2 separate regions of the Homo sapiens genome follow, and region 2 is linked to region 1. The links are chromatin loops, found by intact Hi-C in ENCODE. Cell type or tissue: dorsolateral prefrontal cortex. All regions are shown on one strand. Each heading gives the region's core, and the rest is flanking DNA. Links, peaks and the distances in the headings are about the cores only.

The links. A loop is a pair of places that touch in the nucleus more often than their neighbours do. Peaks named below come from ENCODE experiments on the same cell type or tissue, not always from the same donor. Only the 100,000 strongest peaks of a DNase experiment are listed, where the experiment ranks them.
Region 2: it touches region 1 in a loop (13-fold over the local background); 7 of 110 quality-filtered maps call a loop at or near these places.

Annotation. Positions count from the first base shown.
Region 1 is chr20:48,743,161-48,751,765 of GRCh38, forward strand. It overlaps PREX1 (phosphatidylinositol-3,4,5-trisphosphate dependent Rac exchange factor 1), which reads right to left. Exons shown (of 40, transcript NM_020820.4): 2 at 4,649-4,720; 3 at 1,865-1,987. Among named protein-coding and RNA genes, the nearest start is that of PREX1, 81 kb to the right of the region's middle. RefSeq lists enhancers at 4,378-5,110, 6,266-6,861, 8,464-8,593. In dorsolateral prefrontal cortex, for the core only: no CTCF peak of the experiment used is centred there; a DNase peak (open chromatin) is centred at 4,191; H3K4me3 peaks cover 915 bases; H3K27ac peaks cover 2,500 bases.
Region 2 is chr20:48,652,987-48,661,591 of GRCh38, forward strand. PREX1 (phosphatidylinositol-3,4,5-trisphosphate dependent Rac exchange factor 1) reads right to left here. Exons shown (of 40, transcript NM_020820.4): 16 at 6,933-7,075; 17 at 5,150-5,242; 18 at 4,054-4,202; 19 at 2,304-2,389; 20 at 375-511. Among named protein-coding and RNA genes, the nearest start is that of PREX1, 170 kb to the right of the region's middle. In dorsolateral prefrontal cortex, for the core only: CTCF peaks have their summits at 4,071 (motif pointing right), 4,907 (motif pointing right) and 5,108; DNase peaks (open chromatin) are centred at 3,935 and 4,935; H3K4me3 peaks cover 892 bases; H3K27ac peaks cover 2,500 bases.

The DNA of each region.
Region 1 (8,605 bases), core at 3,157-5,656:
AGGCCCTGAGAGGTGAAAGGACTTGCCCAAGGTCACTGGGCTGGCGAGCAGTAGAACAGGGATTTGAACGTTGGCTGTTGGCTCCAGAGAAAAAGCACTTCCTGTCTCCTCTGAACCCAAAGGAAAGACTGTCCCTCCCATCCTTTTCATTTTCCTATTCAAACACCTTTACTGCACACTGTGGCCACTTGCCCCTTCTCACCATCTCCACTGCTACCATGCTGGTCCGAGGCACCGTCATCTCACTTGGTGGGGTAACCTCTTAGATGTCTCCCGGCTTCCAGTTCTCCCTCCACAGCTACTCCCCCTCACAGCAGCCAAAGGGCCTGTGGACCACTTCCCTCCTCTGCTCAATGCCCTCCGCTAGCACCCAGCCCACCTGCGCCCCATTGTGCTCTTATTTGTCCAATTCCAAAGATGGAGGAGCGTCCGCTATGTGAATAGGAAGATAACGTCGACATTTATTGAGCACTTACTGTGCCAGGAGCTGCACTGAGCAGGCTCCTTGTATTATCTTGCTTAATCCTCACAATGTCCTGGATTTATCCCGTTTATGGGTAAAAGGACAATGAGGCACAGACAAGATCAGTCAACTTGCTGAGAGGACCACAGTTCATGAGTGGCTCAGCAGCCTGGCCAGAAGCTCTCCTTGCCCTCACTTTCACGTAGAGAGTGGCTGGCCCTTGGCTGAATGACTGCATCTTGGGGTAGTCTGCACGCCTGATCGCACATGAGACTTGCCCCCCATTGCCCTCTGAGGGCAAAGTCACACAGCTCCATCATCTTAGGCTCTAGCCACTCAGATGTGATCCCTTGGAGAAGTGAGTTAGTGATGATGATGATGATGATGATGATGATGATGATGATGATGATGAGTTAACAGTGGCCGAGTGCTGATACACCAAAGTTTCTCCACCTTGGCACCACTGACATTTGAGGTCAGATGATTCTCTGTTGTCGGGGCTGTCATGTGCATTATAGGATGTTTGGTGGCATCCCTGGCCTCTACTTACTAGAAACCAGTAGCACTCTAGAGCTAGGACAACCAAAAATGTGTCTGGACATTGCCCATTGTCCCCTGGGGGCCAGAATCACCCCAGCTGAGAAGCTCTGCTCTAGACTCTCTACCCGATTGCTTTACCTCTGAGTCTGGCCATCAACCTTAGGAGGTATACGGAATTGTCCCTACTTTGCAATTACAGGAGGAAATAGAGGCTCAGAGAGGCAAAGGAGTTTGGCTCACATCTCGTGCCCGTGAGGCTAGCTTGGGTTCTTCTGTCTGTGAGGGGGGTCCCAGGTAGTACAGAAAAAGAGGGTATGGAAAAGCAGTTGCCTTCCTTCTTCCAGCCTACCACCCACAATTCCAAATGCGTTAGTAATCTTGCAGGAAGAGAGAGGCTATTGCAACAAGCGTCAGCCTCTCTGACCAACAGCCCAACGGGGCACCCCAGGATCAGACACCCTTACTGTCCAGTGGGTGCCTGAGCCGGGACTCAAACCCAGGTCTGTCTGATGCCAAGTCCATCTCTTCTTGGCCACTAGCTACCTCTGATGGTCACTGTGGCAGAGGGGCCCCGCCAGGCCAGGAGGTCGCAGGACTCCAGGACACATGCATTCAGTGAGGGCCCACCCTCTATGTGGAGCTGAGGGAAAGGAGAGTCACTAAAAATGCCCACAGCCTGCTGGGCCTGACCTACTTCCCATAGTTCCAGGGATGCAGACTGGGCCCACCTGCCCACCTTGCTACCCCATCTCCCAGACAGGCCTACAGAGGAAGCTGGTGAAGGCGGATGGGGCAGGGACCCAGGGAGAAGCCCACTTTTCAAAAACTAGAGTCCACCAGGGGCAGTGGCATGGTACTCACGAATTTTAAGAAAACATTCCCAAGTTCATGCTGAGACTGCGGCTCCGGGTGTAAACAATACTCCAAGGCGGCCAAGAAATCCTTATGAACTTCCAGGATGTCTTCGATGTTCGAGAACAGGACCTGTGAGGAAAAGAGAGGCCAGAGGACAGCGTTAAGGCTCAGAGGGAGAGCAAAGCCAAGCACTGAAAAAATACAAACCTCGGTGCGGGTGACATTGTAGTCAAAGAAGAACTCTCAAACACCGGAACTGGTTTACCACTAATAGAAATCTTTGTAATAACAGAAATATTACCAATATTTATTTACTATAATCGGAATTAGTGACTAATCGTGTGTTAAGAACTTTATACGCATTCATAGAATCTAATCCCCACTGTAAATCTGTGAGATAGAAACTATTGTTATGCCCAATTTACAGATGAAGAACCAAGGCTCAGATAAAATAATATTCCCAAGGTCAAAGTCTTGCAAGCAGCTCCACATTTAGTATGCAGACATTCATCACAGTCAGACACAACTGCTGTGTCCAGCTACAGGACGATGTTGAAATTACAAGTATATTTCCATGCACTCATTAAAATGACGTGGTAGAAGAAAACACAATAAGGAAGGAGGTTAGAAATACGCTGTCTAAACTCTCACAAACAATATATGAGATACCCTGTTTCCCCACATCAATCTAAAAGTGTAAAACACTAATACAATTTGACCCAGCAATCCTACATTTTAGAATTTAACCTTCTGATCAGTTGTTCCCAACAAGGGGCAATTTTACCCACCACCCCGCCACACACACAGGATATGCGGCAATTGTCAAGGGACATTTTTGGTTGTCACAAATTGGGAGGAAAAGGGGTGTTTCGTAGACAGAGGCCAGGGATGCTGTTAACCCTTCCTGCAATGTACAGGACAGACCCCGCAATGAGCAATTATTATTATTACTTTGCCTCTCTGAGTCTTTTATGATTGTATTTTTTAAATTATTATTATTATTTTCTTTTTTAGAGACGGAATCTCGCTCTGTCGCCCAGGCTGGAGTGTGAAGTACAGTGGCACAAACTTGGCTCAGTGCAACCTCCGTCTCCAGGGTTCAAGCAATTCTCCTGCCTCAGCCTCCCGAGTAGCTGGGAATACAGATGCATGCCGCCATGCCTGGCTAACTTTTTTTGTATTTTAGTAGAGACAGGGTTTCACCGTGTTGCCCAGGCTGGTTTCGAACTCCTGAGCTCAGGCAATCTGCCTGCCTCAGCCTCCCAAAGTGCTAGGATTACAGGCGTGAGCCACCTCGCCTGGCCCTCATGATTGTATGTTTTTTAAGAATAGTTGTTAACAGCCAAAAACTGGAAATAACTAAAATATCCATCCACAGGAGAATGGGTAAGTAAACTGTGTTGCATTCCTACAATGGAACACCACACAGCAATGAAAAAGAGTGAACCACAGCTACACACAACATCATGGGCAAATCCCAGAGGCAGGCAGGGACACGAAAGAGCTCACTTTAATGTAAATTTCAAGAACAGGCAAAACCAATCCATGGTACTAGGAACCAGGGATTACCTTTAGGGAGGGAGGACTGACTGAGGGGGGCCCAGAGTGGGCAGTTGGGGCTGGGAAATGCTCTCTGCCTTCATTTGGTTTCATGGTACACTGGTGCATTCGTACGTAGACACGCACTGCATTCAGCACTAAGGTTTGCACCCTTTACTGTATGAGACTTCTACCTCATTAAAAAAAAAGGTAATTTTTTATAAACTGTAATAAGTCGCAGCTTAAAATTATAATAAATAATTTGTAAACTATAACAAACAGTGTAATAAATAAGTGGAATAAACAGGAGGTGCTCAGCCATATTTGCTGAATGAATGAGTGAATAAATGAATGCAGGCATAGAGTTTAGATCCCAGTGCATGAACACACACACACACACACACACACACACACACACACACACACACACACACACACACACACACACACACACCCCACCCCCAGGAGGAGCCATGCAGAGACCTTGAGCAAGTCCTTGACATCTCTAAGACTCAGCTTTCTTATGCAAATAATTCGGTGTAGAGCTGTCAACATGCAAGGCCACCGTCCAGATTAATCAGGGCGTTTGGGGGGAATGTCTTCTATGACCGAGTCCTTTGTGTGCTGTAAATACTGGGCACCTTGGACACCAGGACCCTCAGAGCCCCGAGGCCTGAAAGGCAGCTCAGAGAGTGAGGTCACACAGAAAGCCAGGCCTGGAGAGCCAGGCTGGGGCTGAGCCATGCACACAGAAGGCCTATTGATCTCCTCCTCAAACTCCCCAGAGCCATGGCCAAGGCCAAACTGGACCCAATTACTCATCAGCCCTGCCTGGACACTGGATGCCCAGGGCGGGAGCGGGGGCCGGGACTGCCAGGAGAGGGACTGGAGGTGCCCGGCTCCCGGGGGCACTTGGGAGAGGATTTTCCACTGGCTCCAAGCCAGAGGGCCTGACACGAGGAGCCCGGAAGACTGGGGGGTCACAATGAGCACAGAGGGAAAGTCTCGGGTTGGAAAGTGGGGCCCGGGGCTAAAAATTCCTGCTGACATCCACCAAGCACAGCTTGCTCACAGGACAAGAGGCCTCCAGGGGCTGAAGGGAGCAAGCTGGGGCAGGGCAAAGCTGGCGGCCAGCAGCCAGCGGGTGATGCGCCTCCCCCTGCATGCACACCCTCTGAGCATCGCACGGGAAGAGCAAGGCACAAAGCAACACAGATGCTCTAGAACAGGGGCCAGCCCCAGCGTCCACACCTTGACATTCTCCTCCGTGAGGCCCTTCTCCACTGAGTCGGCCACGTTCTGCCGGATGCGATGCAGGAATGCCTGGAGGAGAGAAGCAGAGAGAGGTGAGTGTCCGCGTCTCCAGCTCTCCCATGGACGGCCCTACAGAAGGCTCTCAAGTTCAAATGCCAACTAGGATCTGGGAGGTACCACGAGTCCAGGGACACAGGCAGAGGACGAGGAAAAACGTGCTCTGCTTACACCTTAAACACACTGGAGCAGCCCTCACTCCCACACGGTCACCAGGGGTGTGCTGTGCACCTACGACGCCAGGCCCTGCACTGGGCCCTGAAGATACAGCAGAGAAAATCTCAAAGCCCCTGCCTTCGAGGAACCTTTGGCCCAAAAAGATACACACCTGCTTCCTCACCCAGGGGCGCCTCTCAGACTCTAATTCATTTCCCCTTTCAATTTTTTTTTTACTTTGCTTTACAATTTAACCTCTGAGTAATAACACAGTCACATGGCTCAAAAGTCAAAAATAAAAATGGCAAAAACAGAGAAAGTCTCTCTCCTTACCCCAGCCCCAAACCATCTAGTCCCTCCCCAACCCCTACAGGAACCCCAGCTACTAGTTTCTTGGGTATTCTTCCAAAAAATCTATGCAAAAACAAACACACACACATACACATCTATTCCTTTTTTTTTTTAACCTCTTTACACACCAAAAAATAGCAACGTATACTGGATGACCCGCACCTGGATTTTCTACTTAATATAGCTCAGAGATCCTTCCAGATCATCTCACAAGAAGCTTCCTTGCAGATGCCAGGAATGTACTGTTTGAATGGACCATGGTCCTTCTACCACCCTTTCAGGGGCTTGGAACAGACAAATCACGTCTCTCCTCTGTGAGACGCAGTAGATGAGTGTGACGACACCAGGGCAGGAGTGACAGGGGCTGCGGGAGCCGAGGGTGCACCATTCATGTGGGGTCACGTGGGGAGGCCGCAGGCCCAGGACCACCAGAGGTTCGGATTTGGGTGTTGTTGTGGTTTTTAATGAAGCCAGAAATTAGAATTTTTTTTCAAAAGAAAAGTCTCCCAGTTTTGAAGTGTTGGTGAAAAAGCCCTCTGTTATTGCAAGGAACTGGATTTTAGGGGTTGTGAGTAAAAGTGGGGGGACCAGGGCAGTAGGGTGCAATGGTGCCAACAAGAGATGACGGTGGCCTGGCACCAGGTGGTGTGGGTAGAAAAGTGGCAGAAAGAAGAGCTGCCGAGGGGTCACACGTATGGGCTGAGAGAGTCACAGGGATAAATGTTGGGGAAAGGAGAGACAGCAGAGTCAGCACCTAAGGGAGACCGAGGCCCAGCACCCACAGCCACCTCCGCCTGGTTTGCCGGAACTCCAGGATGTGGGATCTGGCTGTAGGCTAACCTGGAAGCAGCCACATGGAGACCCCTGGGAAAAGGAATTCATGGTGCTGTCATAGCCACAGGGCCACGGGGAGCTGTGGGGCCTATCAGTCACCTGCCCTGCCAAGATGGATGACAGATTGGGGGTCCACACGGGGGCTGCTCCAGGTGAGCACATGGTCTCCCTGTCACAGAGCCCAGGTGCAGGCTGATTAAGACATGGGCTGCAGGGGCCTGTCTCATCCCACCACGCTTGTCTAGGGAGATCTCTGAGTGCAGGAGAGATGGCGGGGACAGCCCAAGATAGTGCTGGGGTCAGGGGAAGCGGAGCAGGTAAGCAGAGAGGAGGCTAGCCCTCTGCACAAGGCTGTCAGATCCTTTCCATCACCCAGAGACACGACACGTCCATGCCTGCCCCCGGGAGCCCGGCCACCTGCCCAGACTCAAGCCTCTTGGGAGGGGGCGCAATGACAGTCCACATGGCGAGTCACAGAGGAAGGCAAGACACAGGAAGCAGCTTCGTCTCTGTCCACACAGAGTGCAGAGCCATCTCAGCCAGTCTTGGGGCTTTAACCCATTTATGCCTAGTGTTCCATTACTGGAATGCTAAGCTTGTGGGAGTTACTTATATCCTACTCTTCAAGGTCATTGCCAAGGTCTGATTTTTTATTAAAAAAAAAAATTGCAACCTCCAGCATAAATGGGTTAAATCCCCTTTTTTTATGACCCCCATGTTTATATCCCCAGCCTGGACTTCTCCCCTGAAACCCCCAGACTCTTATCTCCAGCTGCAGATTCAGTGTCTCCACCTGGATGTCCAAACTCAGCCTGTCCAACACTTAATTAATGACCTTTCCCAAACTCACACCGAACTCTTCCCCACTTAATGGCACCTCTGTCTTTCAAGGGCTCTAGCCAAAACCCACTAGCCGTCCTCAGCCCCTCTCCTCTGACACTCCATTTCCAATACATCAGCAAATGTTACCAGCTTTACCTGAATACTACAACCACTGGTCCCCATCTCCACAGCCACCACCCCCCCAGTCCAAGCCATCATCATCTCCTGCCTGGACTAACACAGCCATTTCCCTCCTGGTCCCCTTCACCCTCCCAAAAGTCTGTTCTCTACACACACAGCCAGGGAGATCCCTTTAAATATGTACAGGAGATCAGTCAATCCATGCCTTTAAAATCTCCATGGCTTCCCACTGCACTTAAAATCCAAATCTTTCCATGGTCCCCATGATCTTGTCCTTGTTAATCTCTCTGATCTCATCTTCCAGTACTTCATCCTCCCACACACCTCAATATAAATAATCTTCAGCCACACTCTCATTCTAGATTCTATCCACCTGCCAAATACACTCCTGCCTCAGGACCTTTGCATATGCTGTTCCTGCTTGCAAGATGTTCTCCCCCATTCTGCCCTGAGCAGCCTCCTCATCCATCCGGCCTTAGTTCAAATGTCACCTCCGCCAAGAGGCCCTCCTCTTCTTAATGCAAACTCCTATCTTCCCATCTTGCGTTAGGAGCTCATTTGACAGATGAGGAAACTGAGGTTAAGCAATCTATACAAGCTCCTAAGGGAAAGGCCAGGATAAGCAGGGATCATGGCTGGGATGAAACCATAACCCCCAATCCAACATCAGAGGCCAGGTTTGGAAACTGGTGAGTCTGAGTTTCAACCATGGGTCCTTCCTGCTGTGTGACCTCAGGAAAGTGCACTAGCCTCTCTAAGTCTTCATTTACTCTTCCCAGTGGAATCATAGGAATACAGCACCTTTTAGAATGTCATGGGATAAAGTGAATGGAAGCTCCCTGAAGGCAGGGACCCTGCCTGTCTTGTTCACAGCTACGTCTTCAGGGCCAAATGTAGTGCTCAGCAAATAGCAGGTGCTTGAAAATCAAAGGAAGGTTTGGAATGCGCCTGGCACAGTGCCTGACCCATGCCGGAGACCTCGACTCAGGCTCCTTGGAAGTCTGTGGATCCTGTTTTTGAAACGACAATGAGCGGAGGGGACAGGGACTGGGGTTCCTAGAGGATGTTTTAACAGGGCCTGGGATACTGACAGGAAGTCAAGCTCCAGCCTCCCCAGACTAGAGGGAGACAAAGGCAGCCTCACCCAGCACAGCCAGGGAGGGCAGGAAGCTGGGAGTGCCGCACTCCGCTGGCCTAGATTGGGGCTTCCTGTCCTGGTTTCTTCACACGAGCTCTGCCACCGCTATTGTGCTGCAACAATGGGAGGCTCGGGCCACCCACTGAGGAACTGCAAACAAGCCGGTGTGAAGGCCACAATGGGCAGCTCGTGACCCGGAAAGAATGGGCAGCAGAGGCTCTGGGACCAGCCCTCCTGCTGCCCAAGGCACGACTGGCTTTTCCAGGCAGCACGGCGTCCCCTGCACTGGCAGGATGGTGAAAGGGACCCTCCAGGGCGACTCTTCCTTTGTCCAAGGCTTGACAGCTTTGAAACACTCAGGTCAAAAGCAGCTCTCATCTCCGAAGCCTCCCTTAGACACAATACTGTTCTCAGGATTTCCAGGGCTGCCTGAGAAACTCCTCCAGCCTCGGAAG
Region 2 (8,605 bases), core at 3,583-6,082, 90 kb before region 1:
ACCAGTGAATCAATCAATGAGGGAATCTCGCCCTCCACCAGAACCCTGGCCCCCAACCAAATGGAGTATCCACTTTCCCAACCCACTTGACTATGTGCCCAACATGCCTATGTGGTGAGGAGAGAGGGTCTGGTCACACCCATTTCACAGCTGTGAAAACCGAGACCCCCGGGTATCATGGCTCAGCAACTCTGGTTTAAGGATGCAGCGGGAGCACAAAGCTCAGGCCCAGCTCCCTCTTGTTGGGTCAGCAGCTCCACCCTACTCACAACCAGTGGTACATGCAGGCTTTTCTCTAAAGAGAGGACAGCCCTCAGCCACCCACCCCCACTCAGCAGGACTTCTTTGACGGCCCCGGTTTCCAGTAAACTTACCAGGGCCTCTTCGCGCCGACTCCGGAATGCCTGGAAGTGCTCCAGGACCTCAGGGGCACCATCGTTCATCACGTTGCTGCCATTGACCTTCAGAATGCACTGACCAGCACAGAGCCCTGCAGCCATGGCCTCAGAGCCTAAGGGGAACAGGAGCACATGAGGCTGGATGCCAGGCAAGTACAAGCAGCCCGCTGAACACTGTCCCCCACCACCCACCACTGCAACCCCAGACACGCGCAAGGACTCCACCTCCACCCCTCCCACCCCAGAGCCGCCCTCTGACACTCCAGTGCAAAGAATGGATTGATGTTCCCATTTTGCAGAAGAAACTAAGGTTCAGAGAAGTAGTAGCTGGCCCAAGGTCACGCAGCAAGGCAAACGGGATCCGATTCAGGCCCGTTTCACTCTAGAACCTCGTCTCCTTTAAAGTCCTGCAGCCGCCTTGTGCTACTGGGCCGCATTTGGCAGAAAGCGTGATGGGCTCAGAGAGGCAAAGCCATGCTCTCTAGGCCGAATGGCCAGAAGCCAGGATTCCAACCAGGCCTATGAGACTCCAAGGGCAAGGTTTTTCAGCTATTCCACAATCCCCAAACCGTAGGTCTTGAACCCAGGGTTTTTTTTGTAGTTCATGTGAAAGGTCTGGAAATGCAAACAAATGTCAAGCTTTGCCCAGACATGGGGCAATACCAGGCCTGAATGGTGTGGTGGTGCCAAGTACAGCCCCTGGGGACTTGCATGGCTTCAAACCCTGGCTCTGCCATAGACCGACCCTGGAACCTTCGGCAAGTCCCTTCACTCTCTGGAGGCTGGCTTCCTCATCTGTGAAATGGGAACGCTCATAATCCCTACGCTGAGGGTCGCGGGGAGATCCGACGAGCTAACACGTGTGCAGCATTTAGCATCGTGCCTGGCACTCGGTAAGTGCTCAAGGAATAGCAGCTGGTTTATTCTTTTTACCGTCTTTGCCTATGAACACCTATTACTACCCATTATCAGTATCTCTGCAGATGTTCTGAGGCAGGATTTCTCACCAAGGCACTGCTGACATTTTGGGCCAGATAATTCTGTGTGGTTCTCTGGGGCTGTCCTGTGCACTGCAGCACGTTTAGCAGGATCCCTGGTCTACCCACTAACCGCCAGAAACACCCCCTCCCCAGTTACGACAAACAAAAATGTCTCCGGGCAGGGCCGATGTCCTCTGGAGAGGAGGCTAAGTTGTCCCAAGGTGAGAATCACTGCTTTAGGACAAAATGAAAACCTACTTTAAAATATTATCAAATTCTCAGTAACCTTCTGTCATGGTATGCGTTTTCTTAATGAACACCTAGTAAACACACAACTATGACCACACAAGTGAAAAATTTATGTTTAAACTTTAAAGGGAGGGGCACTTAGATGCAAAAAAAGTTTGGGGGCCCAGTATCATAGACCTACTTGGTTCCATCTCCAAGACATAGTGACGCCTTTAATAGCACACAAGGAATAGGCAATGCAGAAAGCAGAGGTCTTGAACTGGTGGCCTTTCGGCTGGATCCGGCCATAGAAGTATTGCGGCAGAGCCCCCAAATTTGCATTGGTGGCTTCTCTTAGAAAATCAAGTCTGGTGAGAGTGGACCCACATTCCTGTCTGGCAATAAGGAGCTCCAGCTGAGGAGCCACTGCTCCTTCCAGAGTGAACATGTATTTTTTCACCTTGCCATAGTCCTCACCACTACCCACTGTCTTCCACTGGGATGGCTACCCACTTGTAGCCTGCCTGACCCCAACAGGCATTTGTGTTTGCAAGTCTTGGCATCAGGCAAAGAAAATAAGTGCTGATGGTACATTGTCTGGCAGAAGCCTAGAGTTCAGAAGGCTCTGAACTCCTGCCACACAGACAGATCCACCATCTTCTGCACCTTTCCCCTCTCTCCCAAGGCTCCCACTCACCTCTCCCCACAGCATAGACGTACGGTGGGGCAGCTCCACGAATCTGGAAGCACAGTGTGTCCGGCTGGTCGGGGATTTTGATGATCCTGCACCAGGTAGAAGAGGCAGGGAAAAAGGCCATGAGGAAAACCAGCATCACTCTCAATAACCCCGGTGCCAACCCAGAGACTTTCTGCCTTGGAAACACTGGGAAAATTCAGCCCAAAATAGTAGTAGCACCACCAGGCTTTCCAGCTCCCAAATACAGAGAGAAATGTCAATCAGGCAGAGCCCATGCCACCAGGATCTTTGATTAAGCACAACCCACTGGCCTGCCCTTGGAGCTTCTGTCCTCGAACAGAAATTCCAGACCATCCTCCCACACCTCCATCATTCTCCTGTCCTAAGACCCTTGGAGGTGAGACCAGCACTCCAACCAGTCAATAGTTTAACAATCGCAGGTGGGAGGGTGAGAAGTGATCTGCTGGTACATCTCGGTGCTGACCCTAGAAAAACACCCACACAAGTCCCCTAGGAAGGCAGGTCTGGGCCATTCTGTGGGTCGATCCCCAAAGCAGAGAGGCAGCACCTGCCAGGGAGGGCAATGGGTGTCACTGCTCCTGGAGCATCAGTACCCTGCCCACATCCCCGTCTAAGGCAGGTCTCCAACCCTATGCTGCACAATTGTCCCTCCCATTCCCCCCTGCAGATAAAGCCGAGCTGGGAGCCTGCTCTCAAACCAGGTGTTTCCACAGCTTTCAGCAGACACATTCCACCTTGGTGCTTTCTGCCACTTCCACATACCAACCCATCGATCAACCACATTTTCCCTAAGTCAGCTCGCCTTTTTACTGAAATAATCATATTTAAAACTTTCCACCCCTCCTGTCAAGAGAAGATCTGTGTTAAATAAAAGGGAAAAGTGAAAAACCAGATGCATAATTTTTCAAAGACAAAATGCTTTGCTCCCCGGTACCTACCCCTAGCACGGGTCTGCTCCTCCCACCCCTGCTCTCGCACTCTGCTGAGCCACCACCTCCTCAGCTCCCCCGAGAGCCACCTTTGCCCCTGACAATCTGAGCTCCACTTGCAGCCACAGGACTTCGATCAGAAGCTTCCAGTGGCTCCCCATGGGTCCTTGCCAGGGGCCTCCAGGGCTGGACCCCGTTACCCTACAGACCTCACTACCCAGCCCTCCCTCTCACTCACTGCTCCAGCCCCATCAGCTTCCTTCTGCTCTTCCAATGCGCCAGACACGGTCCCACTTCAGGGCCTCTGCCCTAGCTGCTTCCCCTGCCTGGAGCCCTCTTCCTCCAGAAATCCCCTTGACTCCCCCCTCATCTGCTTCGGGTCTTCACCCCGACTCGCAGTGACGTCTCCCTGACAGCCATCCCTCTGCACACTCTGGCCCCTTTCCCGGGTTTATAGAAACTTATCTGTGCCACGCTCACCAGCACAGGCTCAGTGTCTTACTTCTGTATCTGCACATTGTCTGTCTCCTGCCTCCTCCCCCAACTAGATCTGAGATCTATGAATGGCAGGAACCGCATGCATCCCCACGTGGCTGGATTCCCAGGGCCCAAACTGCCACCAAGCACAGAGTGGCACTCTGTAAACATCTGCCGAATTAATGAAGGTCCAGCTTGTGTTGTGTGACTCCAACAATGGGTCCCAGCCACGGGGGACCAGGACAGTTCATGCCACCCCAGCCCTCAGCCACCACTCAGCCTGAGAGGGAGGGCTGCCGGACACCCCGCCCTGGGACACTCACTCTTTGGCCTTCGTGGCCACCAGGAGGCGCAGAGGGCGGCGGGAGCAGAAGGACTGGTTGAGGATGGACTCCACCTCTGAAAACGGCCGCAGGAACACCAGGTCCTCATTGATGGAGTAGATCTTCCTCCCCACCTGCAGGCCAGCCACCTGGGTAGGGACGGCAGAGGACAGACGTGCACACCAGTTACTAAGCTCCTTCCCTCCTCACCAAGGAAGCTCAAATGTGTTCAGCAGAAGGGTGCTGGCCCAAGGGATCCAGCAGGACTGGGTGACTGCGTGCTGTCTGTGGTAAGCAGTTGAGGGGCACAAGGGACCTGGTTCTGCCTCATGAGCCACAAAGGGAAGCTCATGGGAGGGCAGCTGGGAAAGGTATTCCTCCTGAGGGGAAACTCTGCTGGGGCCTGACCCTGTTGTGTGGGGACACGAGGGTCACACCGGGGTGGCCATCTTATGTCTGTTAGGGCCTGGCGAAGAAAGATGAAGACCTGCTGACCCGAACCAAGATTCACAACTGCCTCCTTCCAACCGCTCACATCACTGGCAAGGTCAACCTAGCCGCTCCGGCCATGGGTATGTCGCTCCTTGCAGCCCAAAGCATTCCTAATTGCCACAGGGGCAAGCTGGGCTCCAGCCAGCACGGCAGGTGCATCTCCCCCACCCACCTGCACACGCCCCAGGCAAAGCCGGAAGGCCCCAGGGCTGAATCCTCGGCCAGCCACACCCTCACTCTCCTAACCTATCCTCCTGTAGGCTTTGCATCAGACAGCAATGAGCTTATCTTATTCAAGCCACTGTGACTGGTTGCAGAAAACTGAGACACCTGCTTTTTTCCTGTACCTCCCCACAATGTCCAGCAGAGGGCAGTGGTGGAACACACCAGGAGCACAGCCCCGGGACTCTGCACTCACTCCCAGCTACTGTAGCCACTGCAGACAGTGGGTCCTGGACTCAGTTTCTCCACGTGAGCAATGAGAGAAGAGGAGTCAGCGATCATTCCAGAATCTCCTGGGCTGGGCTGCCTCAAGGAGGGTGAAGAGAGACACCCCGCTCTGCCACCTGCACACGGTCCCTGCCAGCTCCCCCGAGGGCCTCACCTCAGCCAGCGAGCCCCTCTGGACGGACTTCACCACCACAGCCTTGTTCTTCTCCTCGATGTCAAAGCCATAGTCCTCCTCCTGGGGCAGGATCTGGGGGCCCAGGGCAGAAGGAACCCGGTCAGGGAGCGAGGTGGGCCTACGGCCAGCCCCACCGTGGCCCCCACAGGACCATGACCTCGTCCCAGGTCTAGTAGGGAAGTGGCCAGATCCAGGTGGGCGAGACAGAGCAAAACGCAAACAGCACCTGGCAGAGCCAGTGCTCACTCTGTGCCTGCCACTGGCTTAACGAATCACACGGATCCAAAGGTGTCCAGCCACCAAGAATGTGGAGTCAGGGAGTTTAGGGAGGAGCGGTCCCACCCCAGGGCAGGATGGCAGGCATGCTAGAAACAGGTCTGGGGGTTCCCCAGTGCGGGGGATACAGGGAAAGGCACTCATTCAGTCAACAGACATTGATTGAGATGCTGCCCATCACACGGGCCAGGCAGTTCTCATGGGTGCTGGAGACACCATCTAGAACAAGACAAACAAGCCCAGCCCTGCTTAGTGCGGGAGGCCAACTATAAACAAATAAACAAAAGAAATACAGGATGTGATGCAGGGAGTGTACGTAGTTGGAATTAAAGCACTTAATGGGATAGGGCACGGCAAGGGGGCAGAGAAGGTGCTATCGGAGCTGAGGCCTGAACGAAATGAAAAACAAAACTTCATAAAGAGTGGAGGAACATGCTCCAGGCAGCAGACACAGCACGTACAAAGGTCCTGAGGGAGGCCCCAAGGCACTGGAGGATAAGAAAAGAGATCAGGAGGTCAGGCGCAATGGCTCACGCTTGTAATCCCAGCACTTTGGGAGGCCGAGACGGGTTGATCGCTTGATCCCAGGAGTTCAAGACCAGCCTGGGCAACATAGCAAAACCCTGTCTTTATAAAAAATACAAAAATTAGCTGGGTGTGGTGGCGCAGGTCTGTTGTCCTAGCCACTGGGGAGGCAGAGGAGAGGAGAGAGGAGAGAGGGGAGGGGAGAAAGGGGAAGGGAGGGGAGAGAGGGGAATGGAGGGGAGGGGAGGGAAGAAAGAAAGGGGAGGAGAGAAAGAAAAGGAAGGAAGGAAGGAAGGAAGGAAGGACGGGCACGAGAGAGAGAGAGAAAGAAGAAAAGAAAACAAGAAAAGAGAAAAGAAAGAAGAGAGAGGAAGGAAGGAGGAAGGGAGGGAAAGAGGAAAGAGAGAAGGGGAGGGGAGGGGAGTGAGAGGTTTAATTTTATCCTAAGTGTGACGGGAAGCATTGGGGGACTTTACAGTGAGGGGCATGAAATCAGAGGGAACAGCAGTCCCTGCAGTACTATGGGAGAGAAGTTAATGGAGCCGTCTTCATATGAGTCAGGCTTCAGCTCCAACCCTGGCAGTGACCAGAAACCTAACCTCTGAGCCTCTGTCTTGACTGCCTGCTGCAGGCCACGCGTTAAGATGGGGGCTGCTGTGGGGTATGCAGGATGAGTTGCTTCAGGAGGCCAACCTCTCTATACAGTGTACGGGGAGGGGACAGGAGAGGCAAGGGAACAGAAAGGGAGACCTGCAAGCCCAATCTCTTTTGTTAGGAGGGTAGTCTCAGCCAGTGATGCAGCCTGGCTTCTTGGCAGAGTTGCCCCCTACCACCTAGAATCCACCTATTCTGGTACTCCAAGCTGAGCCCCCTTCCCTGTGCATAACCAGAAGGTCGCCCAGCTCCCATGCCTGCAGGGGGCTCTGGCAAGGAAGGGACAGCTGCTCAGCTGTGCTCCTACCAGCAGGCGCTTGGCCAGAATGTTCTCCACCAGCTTGAAGTCGTTGCGAAGCTGTTTGTTCTTGCTGCTGGTCCCCTCCATCTCCTCGTCAGCATGAAAGCGGAAGTACTGGGACTCATCCCTGAACTCGCTCTTCTCCAGCACTGCAGATCCACAGATGTGCACTCAGTGGTCAGATTCACAGGGAAAGTTTCAGCCATGTTTGCCAACTGGCAGGCACAGGCTGGAACTAGGCCATGGACACGTTTGGTTTGGCAAACACTATTCTATTAAAATGGAATCATATGCCAACACTAACATATTAGGATATTTCACAAAGCGATCTGGCTTTCTGACTTCTCTTGAAAAGTCTGAACTTGCCTCACCTGCTATAAAAAGACATTAATATTTTACAAAGCCATAGTAACACACAGTGTGGAAATGCAGTAGAAACAGATCAATAACCAGCAGAAGGGAATAGAAGTCACATAAGAGGACTAAGTGTTTGCAGGAACTTAGTCTATGATGATGATTTATGATCATAGAGTATTCTGCAGATGGTGCATGGAAAACTGACTTGCCCAGGGGGGAAAAAAATTGAATCCCTACCTCACACCATATGCAACAATAAGCTAATGGATTAAAGACCTACGTATGAACAGTAAAACCAAAGCTAACAAAACTAAATATAGGATGACATCTTTGTCCTAGAGAAGAAAAGGAGTCTGTGTATAAGACCCTCTTGTACTAGACTAAAATTAAGGACCTCCATTCGATAACAACTCCATAGGTAGATGGCAGATGTGAAGGTAACTATAGTGTCCAAAACCAACAGGAATAAATATCTAGAATATAAAAACCTCTAACAAATCAACTAGAAAAAGCTCAGAAGCTCACAGATAAATGGGCAAAGGATATGAACAGTCAATTAACATAAGCAAACTCCAATGAGCAGTAATTTGTGAAAAGGCGCTCAGACCTCTCAGAAGGAAATGATGCTGAGACACTTTAGACCAAAAGTTGGCAAACTCAGTCCCCGCAGGCCAAATCTGCTCCACTACCTGACCTTATGAATAAAGTTTTATTGGCACACAGCTACGGCCATTTGTATTTGTACTTGTATTATCTGTGGCTGCTTTTGAGCCACAAGGACAAAGTTGGATACTGTGACAAGCTGTACGGCCCACAAAGCCTAAATTGTTACTAAGTGGCCCTTTACATAAAAAAATATACTGACGCCGGCCAGAGGCGGTGGCTCCGCCTGTAATCCCAGCACTTTGAGAGGTCGAGGCAGGCAGATTACCCAAGGTGGGGAGTCCCAGACCAGCCTGACACAACATGGAGAAACCCTGTCTCCACTAAAAATACAAAATTAGCTGGGCATGGTGGCGCATGCCTGTAATCCCAGCTACTCGCAAGGCTGAGGCAGGAGAACTGCTTGAACCCGGGAGGTGGAGGTTGCAGTGAGCTGAGATCACGCCATTGCACTCCAGCATGGGCAACAAGAGCAAAACTCCATCTCAAAAAAAAAAAAAAAAAAAAAAAAAATATATATATATATATATATATATACACACACATATATATAATATAATATATAGTATGTATATAACATATATAATATATATAATGTGTGTGTGTGTGTGTATATATATATATACACACACACACACACACTGACCCCTTTCTAGGAC